Linked DNA regions of Homo sapiens: region 2 is linked to region 1. Evidence: read pairs that join two places in POLR2A ChIA-PET (ENCODE). Cell type or tissue: Caco-2. All regions are shown on one strand. Links, peaks and the distances in the headings refer to the core of each region. The heading gives the core; the rest is flanking DNA.

What was found. ChIA-PET counts read pairs that join two places held together with the same protein. Peaks named below come from ENCODE experiments on the same cell type or tissue, not always from the same donor. Only the 100,000 strongest peaks of a DNase experiment are listed, where the experiment ranks them.
Region 2: POLR2A ChIA-PET joins it to region 1 with 5 read pairs; 2 of 35 experiments call an interaction of 5 or more read pairs at or near these places.

The regions. Positions count from the first base shown.
Region 1 is chr13:90,252,239-90,257,627 of GRCh38, reverse strand. No RefSeq gene overlaps it. Among named protein-coding and RNA genes, the nearest start is that of MIR622, 24 kb to the right of the region's middle. In Caco-2, for the core only: no CTCF peak of the experiment used is centred there; no DNase peak of the experiment used is centred there.
Region 2 is chr13:90,319,421-90,324,809 of GRCh38, reverse strand. No RefSeq gene overlaps it. Among named protein-coding and RNA genes, the nearest start is that of MIR622, 91 kb to the right of the region's middle. In Caco-2, for the core only: no CTCF peak of the experiment used is centred there; a DNase peak (open chromatin) is centred at 3,049.

The sequences.
Region 1 (5,389 bases), core at 245-5,244:
TATAGTCTTGTTTTGAAAACAAATATAGACAAAAGCACCTCATCTGTTAGCATATAATACTGCTGATATTTTCTTATTGTTACTCTTGCAATTTCCATTTCTAGAAACGTAACTAACAAAAGTACAAACAGACACATAAAGTATGTTTTTCTATCGTTCATCTGGTTATTAATAATCTTGGCCAGGCTTGCTTTTCTGTAGATTTCCCCAAAGATTTCAGGGCTTGATTTTCATATGATCTGAGCCAGGAACTCATCATTAGTCAGTGATCAAACAGAAGCTATGCTTTGCTGAACATTGGGAAAATGTATATGAATTTATTTTTAATAAAGAGAAAAGGAAGAAAAAAAACAAAATAAGAGGACAAATAATATTAACAGTTTTTAATTGATTGTTTACTCTGTGCCATTGACTATGCTAAGTCACTGAAATTATCTCATTTACTTTTCACAAGAACTCTAGGGTAAAGATATTACCATTCCCTCCATGTTACAGATGAGAAGACTCAGCATTCTGTAGGTTATATGATTTGACAGTGCCCTCCCAGTAAGAAACAAAGCAAGATTCTAACCGAGGTGAGCTGATCCTGAAGCCCACATTCACTGATGATCAGTGTGTTGCCTCATACCAGCCCTCACTATCACTATGCAATGCTTAGAAGCAAGAGCGATTGGTTCAGTTGGCCTCATTCATGAATGAAGCTTTGTAGAGTTAAGTCTAGAAGAAAACCTAAAAGAGATGAGAGAGGAGGCTTGCTGCCTGATTCATTGCTACCATCTTTGATATAAGGAAAGAAAGTTCCCTTGAGTTGCCAGTTTTATTTTATGCCTTTTCCCTGGGGAATCCTTAGTGTGTGGAATGCAGTTAGTGTGGAGATGTGGTGAACCATGAGGTCTCCATTCTATGAAACGCATGGTGTTCTTTTAACAAACTCAGGTATTAGCCTTTAGAACATTGCCAGAACTATGGAAGTTGTCATGTTCTCATCACCTCTAAAGCCATGGCTGCCCCCATACAGTCACAGACGCTTAAGAAGTCCTTCCTCCAAGCCTAAGAGTGAAGTGATAAAGGTATGATGAACATTCCAACAAGCTGTAGTAGTTCAATGATGGTTTGGACACATGACCAAGACCATCCCACAAATCAGACCAACATACAAAATATTTTGTACGCAATCTCCAACAATAAAAGAAAAAAAAATTAGTGATCTAACCATCCCAGACAAGAAGTTGGCTTCTACACAAATTGCCTCTTGTAAATAATTTTCTACAAATTCAGGTTCTTGGGTATTTTTTGTTTTTGTTTTCTCTAGCAATGGCTCATTAGTCAGGGATAGTAAACATTCTCATTTTGATAACTTGAAATATAGTCCTTTAAACCAGTGTTTCCCCAATCTCCATTCTTAATCTTTCTATTTGTTCACTGGCAAAATTATCAAAATAGTACTATTACCTACAGTGCTTTTTCTTCCAGTCTCAACTTACTCTTTGTTATTTTTCCTCCTACAAATTTGCTGAAACTACAGCCTTTGAGAGCTCAATTCACCAACGACCTACTAATTAACAAATTCAATGGTCTCTTCTAAGTTCTTATTTGACTAGTTTTCTCTACAGTAATCAAAATCACAGATCACTTGTTCCTTCTTGAAAAGCTCTTATAACTGGAAGAAGAAAATGAATGTCTCTTTCCCATAGAGAGCCTGGGGAGAAGAATGACCCTTGGCTGAAAATGTAATCAAGTACTTATAAGAAGTAATTTCAAGGCTTCCACCTGCTCTTAGTGTAGCTAAGGTAGCAGGTTGTAAAAGATATATGGTTTAGCATTAGCCATTTATTATTCCAGGTAGACCTGAAATAGCATGTTTTAAAAGGAGGTTGGGGAGCCGAAGGAGAAGAATTATCATGGCACTGCATAACAATGAGACTATGCTAACTCTATTGCACTCAGGTGAACTTGTGAGTTATAAGGCAGTTAAAAATGTGTTTGTTTTTCTTATTTAGGCTTGACACTATTTTGAAAGATCTATGCATATGAATAAGTGCATATGAGAGAGAAACAGAGACAGACAGATATAACAGATAACAACTGGAAAGTTGGAGAAACAAAATGTTTGTGAACCCATCTGACCTTTGGAAAACAACTACAGGATCCAGATTTAAAGTTCCCAGGACCACTCCTGGATTGCATGAAAAAACTGCAAAAATAGGCAATTCCTGAGTGTTTCTTTTAATGTCTACATGGTTTTATTCCAGCTTTGATACGACTAGACTGATGACACTTAATCCTAGATGGGACCAACCTTAATAGATTTGCTGTAAAGGAATATAATTTTTCTAAAATTCATCTAAAAACAATGAGCATATCAACAAAGGTTTTAAATATGTTTATATATCTGTTTCTTCTTCACCAATTTTCGAACTCTTGGAGCACAATCATTCTACCTTTAATAAGTACCTTTAAAATATCAGACATTTTTCATACATCATCTTATAAAATATAAAAGATTCTTTAAAAATAAGCATTTTAATTCCAGTTTACATCTGAACATTCAGCCCAAAATTCCCTGATGAGTAACTAGCTCAGGGAAGAAAAATAGATCTCAACTTTCTTGCAAACACCTATCAATTTATTCGGGCTGCAGATGAATAATTAAAAACAGTCTTTGGTTGTATCTCTATTCAATGAGAAAGACTCCCCATGCATCAGTAATATCTGCTTTAACCTCAGAAGGAAAGGGAAACTGATCACTAGCAAGTATTGCTATCATTGTACAAGTTCAAAATTAGAAAGCAAGAATATGAGTGTATGGACATGTTTATTTACAGAGAGATGGAAGAGAGGGCTGAACAGGATTTGAGCTCACATACATGCTCCTCTCAAGGAGAGCTATTTCCACTATCACTAATTTAATTTTAAAATATGGGAAAGATATAAGTGTTTTGATGAGTGCATGATTAATGAAAAATATCATGGTAAGAGCGGACTCAGGAAGCATTAGTTCAAATTAAAAGTATCCTAATGGATAATACTATATGAAAAATTATGACTAATGGAGCAGAAGTTGGAGAGGAGTCAGCTCTCCATTTCCTTTTTTTGTTTTTGTCTTTCCCAGACTGGTTTTACCATTTTTGTATCTAGTGCTCTTTGTGAGCTTAAGGATAAAAATATACACAAATGTTTTGACGTATTACCACCACAAAACCAAGAAAATAAAATACTCCTGAGTTTACATAGTCTTCTCCTTTTGGGCACCGGTTCATACTTTTCAAAATAAATTGCACTAAAATCAAAAATAATATGTAGTTTCTTTAACATTTCTATTTATAAGCAAATGTTTTATAAAATAAAATTTATTTGCTATGAAGTTAATTCTGCCCTACAGATGAATATATTAAATAAAATAACTAAAAGATGAAATTCAATACCAATTAAGTTGAAGAAAATGAAGACATTCAAATTCCCCAAATTACAGTGTCTTTTATTTTAAAGCAACAATGCTACTGACACTGTGGTTCTGTCTTCCAAAGCTTAGACATTGGCTGGCAAGGAGAGCTGGTAATTTGCAAAATTAGAAATATGCTTTCTACACCACTTACAGTTCAGTTAAATGAGTTTATAAAAGTGTTACCACAAGGAGGCGGAGCGAGATGGCCAAATGGAACCCTCTAGTGATTGTTCTCCCCACAGAAGTAACACATTGAACAACTATCCACGCAGAAAGCACCTTTATAGAAATCACATATAACATAATGACAAGGAAAGAAGCGTCGAAGAGGATAGGAAGGATAATCTTGCATTGCCTATACACCCCTTCCCCAGCCTCAGGCAGAGCAGCAGGGAGAGAGAACCTGTGTGCTTGGGGCAGGGAGAGTGAAGTGAGTGTGGCACCTTGCATTGGAACTCAGTGCCACCCTGATACAGTAAAACACAACGTCGGGCAGAATTCCACTGTTCCACTGAGAGAGCATTTAGATCAGTCCTGGGCCAGAAGGCAATCCTCCACCCCAAGGGTGGGAACCCAAGTTCTAGCCCACTTCACCACTGCTAACTAAAGTAGGTTGGGGTCCTGAATAAATTTGAGATGCAGTTAGGCCACAGCAATTGCAATTGTTGAGCAGGCCCCGGTGCTGTTCAGACCTTGGAGACTTTGGCCTTAGGGTGCAACCCAGTGAGATGCAAGCTGCAGCTGTCAAGGAAGTCCACGCATCACCCCTCTTTCAACTCCAGGCAGTGAAACACAGGGAGAGACCCCTTCTACTTAGGGGAAGAAAAGGCAAAAGTACAGAGAACTTTGTCTTATAGCCAGATACCAGCTAAGCCACAGCAAAATAACACACTATGCAGACTCCTGAAACACCCAGTTCCAGGACTTTGCTCCTAGATGTTATTTCTAGACACATCCCAGAACAGAAGGGAATCCACTGGCCCTGGTGGGACAGACAGTTTCAGCAGAATTCACACCGGCTGACGAGAATGGCCTTGGTCCTTGAATAAACATCAGTGGCAGCCAGGCAGTCGTTGCCATGGGCCTTGGGGGAGCCCCAGTGCTGTGCTGGTCTGAGAAGATATGGGCTTCAGGGGCAACACAGCACAGTGCCAGCTGTGCCCATGAGAGTGCTCATATTATCCTTCCTCCAATTCCAGGCACTCCAGCACAGAAAAAGACTCCTTGTGGGAAAGGAAGGAAAGAAAGCAAAGGACTTTTGGGGAATCCAGGAAATTCTCCCTCATCTTCTCCAAGTCCACCAAGGCTATGTATTTAGGGGGCTGCAAGAGTCACGGCATATGTGGGCTTGGGGCATCACCTAGTACTGGAATGGCTGAAGTGACCACAGGCTAGGAAATAAAACGCAATCCCCTTTGAATTCTTGGATTCCTCTCAAGAATGATAGGCACAAACAAGGCCAAACTACAAAAACTGGAATAAATAACTTCCAGATTTTATAAAATAAAATCTCTCTATGCCCAGAAATAAACAAATGTCTATGAGCATCAAGAACATCCAGAAAACTATGACCTCATCACATGGAGTAAATAAGTCACCAGTGACCAGTCGTGGAGTGATGAAGATATGAAATCTCTCAGACAAAAAAAATTCCAAAAGCTTTGTGAAGAAGCTCAATGACCTTCAAGACAACCCAGAGAAGACATGCAGAATTTTATCAGAGAAATTTCACAAAGATATTGAAATAATTTTTAAAAATCAAACAAAAATCCTGGAGCTGAAAAATTCAATTGACAAACTGAAAAATGCATCATAATGCCTCAAAAGCATAATTGATCAAGCAGAAAAAATAATTACAAAGCTTCAAGATAGGCTATTTGAAAATATACAGTCAGAGGAGAAAAAAGGGTCATGAACAAGAAATAATGGAGTGTACTAGCAAAA
Region 2 (5,389 bases), core at 185-5,184, 67 kb before region 1:
ACAAACCGGATATTGGACCAATATGATTTTCCCAACTTTAGGGAATCTCAATTCCTATTTCGTATTTTTTTTAAATTTCCTAATCATGGATGGTTTTAGACTTAGATCAAATAGGCAACTACCTGTTTTGTATGACTGGAGAGGTGTCTCGGAAAAGCATCATTGAATCCGCTTTACACCTACCATATACACACATTTCTTAATATTTCTCTCTCAGACTGAAACAACTGTCTTCATCTGCTATCATTTTATTTCTAGACACCCAAGACTATTGTTTTATGTAAATTACAAGTGCCAGATCATTGAGGTAATTTCATTTCAATGTGCACAGGTAGCTAAGGTAATTTTTCAGAAACTAACTAACACTTAGTAGGGAAAGTTTTCTTTAATAACTGTCTTTTAAGCTAGGCCTCCCTGGGGAAGTTGGTCAGGCTACTGCAAGAAGTCAGAGTACTCGGGGAGAGAGGCAGTTACTGGAAAGAATAATAAGGAAATAAAAAAAATTAACAGAAAATGTCAAGACACCTGTATTTGGTAGAGGACTGAAGCCCACTAACCAAGAAATATGTAGATATTAATTTAGCCCTGGCTGTCACTGTGGACAATCTACAAAGTTCTTCTGAGGATATTACACAGGGTGCTTGTGTATATAAGCTTTAATGTTCCTCCTAGTTTAGCAATTTATCTTATCACTTGATTTTCTAAAGACATCTCTGCCCCTGTTCTCTTCTAAGAAATAACAACAAGGAAGGCAGAGAAGGGAGGTAATTATCCATCATTGATCCTGATTATACTGTAACTACCATCATTGAATTTTAATAATAAAGAGTAAAAAAAGATCAAAACATATGCTGTAGCAGAAATGAAGGAGAAAAAAAACAAAGGAAAATTCCCTAACACTCAACCATAAACTTATTGCTTTATCTCAAGGCACCACCAATAACATCTTTCTTTTAAATGTCATCATGGGGAGACTCTCGTAGGTTTCTACTTTTCCACACAGCTGGGGATTGTAGAGAAAATATTTATTTGGACAAAGTTAATTTGACAGATGTGATACCACCTGCTGTCTCTACTGTATATTTATTTGCTCCTTCTGAAATGGCTCTGTTGTATCATTCTGTCTTCAGGTATCAAAAGAAACAAACCACCCCCACCCCCACTCCTCTCCTGCATTTTCCCTCCTTTTTGAAAAACACAGGGCCATAAAAAGATGATTTGCAGAACTAGAATGAAAATCAGAATTTTATTTTTTATTAGGATGTCAACACATGCCTGCAAGGCGCACACTGCCTGCTGCTATCATTCTTTGTTGTGTAGACTCCAGCGCTGAACAGAAGAATTGGAGCTTTGTCCTTCTCGCTGGCACTAGTCTAATCATTCATTCCTGCCTCCTGCCTCCCACTCCTCAAACCTGTAGGCATATCATAATCTGGCTATTAAGAAGCTCACATTTAAAAATCACCTAACCTGCTGCTTGATAATGGGATGTTGAAAATGGATGGTCTGTTCCCTGGGAGGGCATTATCAGCTATGAACATGAGCCCAACAGTACTTCATTATATCATCTATGCTCCATCCTCAGAGCCCATTCAGAAGCTCTCAGAGGCTCACTTTCTATCAAGCTCTGGATTGACATTGGCTGTTGTGAGAGTATTATACGTTCTTCTATTTGTTGCAATTCCATGGTTTAAGCCTTGCAAAAGATCACACATGAGAAACAAAAAGAGGGTGTCCAGGTGAATAGCTCAGGGACTCTGTGACTGGCTATCTAGTGCTACCTCCAGGGTGAGAGGAGACTTCTCCAAACCAGAGCAGGGAGGGTCACTGTTTACTTTTGCTTTCTCTGAGGTTCCCAGGTGCTAGAAACCCACTTTAATAGCTGGAACACAGACTTAAATCTTTTGCCACCTGTTGGCCAGGCTGGAGCCCAACCCCACTGAGGTCTCAGCTCTGTTCCTATGAAAGCACCATCCTCTGCCTCTGCTCATCCCTCTGCAGGATTCCTAGCTGGTCCTCTGAGGCAAGGATGCATTGACATTTACCTTTGCCCTTTGCTTGATGACATTTAGTGATATTATTATTAAATTTGGAGTCCATATATTACTTGTTTATAATTCTTGTCCCTCCTGGAGACAGCTATAAAAATGTGCTACTCAGATCTCATGGGGGATGGAGTGTGGTTGACTGACAGCTCCAGCTGCTGTCCCTGGAGATCAAGGACCCCATTTCTGCTGATATCCCACTTCCCCAGATTATTCCCACTCAGTGCCTGGGTGTGTTTGAGGTGCTAGTGCTGTCCTGTTCCTAGAGCTCATCTATGCTAACAGGCCAACACTGGCTATGTAGTCCCCACTGCCTGGACAGGGACTTTCTTAAAACTGTGATGAGACCATCTAAGCAATCCTCCTTGCTTGCCCTGTGCTGTAACAGGCCAGTCTTGCCTTGCAGTCTGAAGGCTCTTTCTTCCAATTCCTGTTTCCTCCCCTCTTTCTTTCATAGGCATTTTCCTTCACAGGTCCCTTGTCAATCTTATAGTGTCTTGGTATCTGCTTCTTGGAGAATCTCAACATAGATTTACTAATTCTAAAAATCAGCCAAAACGGCTTATTAAAAAAATAACTTAAATGCTTACAAAATCAGGTTAAAAAAAGTCTGAGAGACAGATTGGAAAGTGTACAGACTAGGGAGACTCTAGCTATTATGCATTACCAACCAGGTAACATTTTGAATAGGAAGCATAAATATAAAACCTATAGGAAAGCCAAGTGTAATTTTCAAATTTTACCCTGAACTTTCTGGCATTTGGGGAAAAATAATACATATAGTAAATTATACAAAATTCCTAGTATAAATGTTACCTATTTTGGCTCTCTGGTTAAACGTTTTTGCCTGTTATAGCCGTTTATCTGTGCGGCCACCAGCTTCCTTAGGAAAACCGTCCCTCTGTGTCTTTCTCCCTCCACTATTGTCATGTTGTCTGAATAGAAGCTGCTTGCCCTTTCATGACTTTGCTTCCCCGGCTGCAGTGACAGACTGACGTGTAGACACAGGTTCACCACTCTGGACACAGTGAGTGGCTCTGCTGGACTTATTACCCAAGACTTGCCAATCAGAGTTCTTGCCTAAAAGCTTTGAACTTTCAGGCAAATCAGCCCTGCAAATAAAAGTTCTTTTTTTTTTTTCTGGAGCTCTGTTGCTTTGTACAGGAACATACCAACAACAGTCAAAGAAAATGATTAACTAAAATTGTAAGGTTTGTATGTTGAAAACAACAGAAGTGAGAGATTAAGTGTAGATGCTATTCAAATGACTGATTATAAAAATTCCTAAGGCCAGTCCATTCTTGTTCTTGCTGTGGTTTGATTATTCCATCCAATTCATTCGACATTTTTCTTAAGGTATCTTGAATCGATGTTCTGTTGTTTATGAGCCAAGAGACTTACCTAGTGTAGCTGACATTCTAATTCTGGTATTACTTTCTTCAAGACATCTCTTTAACTCGCATTGTGTGTGTTATATGATAATGAGCACCACAGACACTTGCAGAATGTGGCCTTTGCTCTTTATCTAATGGAATATAAGAATTTATTTCATTAATTTTAACCATTTTTTTCTTGTATTTTATGTAATATTTAAACATTTAGGAAATTTCAAAGAACAGTTTTAGTTTTACAAGAGTATTGCAATAATTTTAGAGTTCCTACATTTGCCACACCAAGGTTCCCCTATTCTTAACATTCTTTTGGTTAATGTCTCACAATTAATGAACTGATATTTATATATTTTTATTAAATAAAGTCAATACATTATATTTTCCCATTTTTCTCCTCATTTCTTCCTCTGTTCCAAAATCCCATCTAGGTTACTACATTACATTTACACATCTCCTTAGATTCCTCTTTGTTGAGATAGTTCCTGAAATTTTTCTTATTTTTTGATGACCTTGACAATTTTCAGGAGTTCTGGTAAAGTATATTGTAGAATGTCTTCGATTGGGAATTGTTTGATGTTTTTCTCATGGTTAGATAGTGGTGATGGTTTTTTTTAGGAGGAAGTCCACAGAGGTAAAGTGCCCTTCTCCGGACGTCATATTAGGGTATATGCTATCAACATGCTTTATCGCTGTTGATGTTAACTTTGACCCCCTCATTAGGGAATGTTTGTCAGGTTTCTCCACTATGAGGTTACTTTCTCTCTCATCCCCTTTTACATAGCATACTCCTTAATAGGAAGTCACTATGTACAGTCATGCTTGAGGATGCAAGAAAAATGCTTTTCTTCAATGGAGTGGAAACTTTCTGCATTGGAAATTTTTCTATCCTGCCCCATTTATTTTATAATTTATTTGTATAAGCATAGACTCATAAATGTTTATTTTATTCATTGGATCATAATTGAATGCCATATTATTTTGTTTCTCAAATTGTTCCAGGTTTTGGTCATTGGGAGTTGCTTCAGACTGACACCTTTGTCACTTTTACATGCCTCTAGAGTTTGTTTTTTGAACATTTTCTTCCTTTCTGGCACTCCAGGATGCTGCAGGATCATCTTGCATGCTTCTCTGTCTTAGCTCTAAAATCACTCATTTTTTTTCCTGTTGACTCTAGATTCCTTTTATTGGAAAATGCTATTAGAACCCAAGATCTGGGTGCGGGGGTATAACCATTCATTATTTTGAATGCAAAGTTCAAAAAGTTAGCATAGATATATAGAGAGAGCTAAGTATACTAACAAATATGTACACATGTATACATCTAATAAGTGAGGGATTATGAGATAGAAAGTAACATTGGTATATTCGTTTTTCAATAGTAGAACTCTTGGTCTACTTTCTGATTTTCTGTTTTCACTGTTAAATCTTTTTTTTCTTATGTTTTTGTCATTTTTGTCTAAATAGCCTCCAATAGCCTTTATTTCCCTCTTAGTTTGCAGTGACTCACCTGTAATAGGTTAATAAATAAGTGTTTTGAAATTGCATCTAGTCCTCTACAAATACAAGAACGTTTCATAGAGTTCAACATGAATGGTATTAAAGCTGACATTCTGTCAGTCATTTACTTTGTTCAGAGTTCTTACTTTTTCACTTTTTCCTCCTTTTTTATTACATTCATGTCTTGGTTTTTGCAGTCTTATCTTGGTTTTATTTCATAACCCAGAGCTGCACTTTATAGTATAACTTCTAGATAAATTTGATGTTACTACGTTGTTAATACAAATAGAGAATTAAACTAACAATTTGTTCTTTCTCTATTTTAAATTATTACAATATCTCATAGCAGCTCCAAACTTGGGCTTTCCCATTCTAATCATGATCCCCATGTATAAAAACATTCAAAAAAACTTATTTAGATATTAAGCATCATGAAAACACATACAATTCAATTTT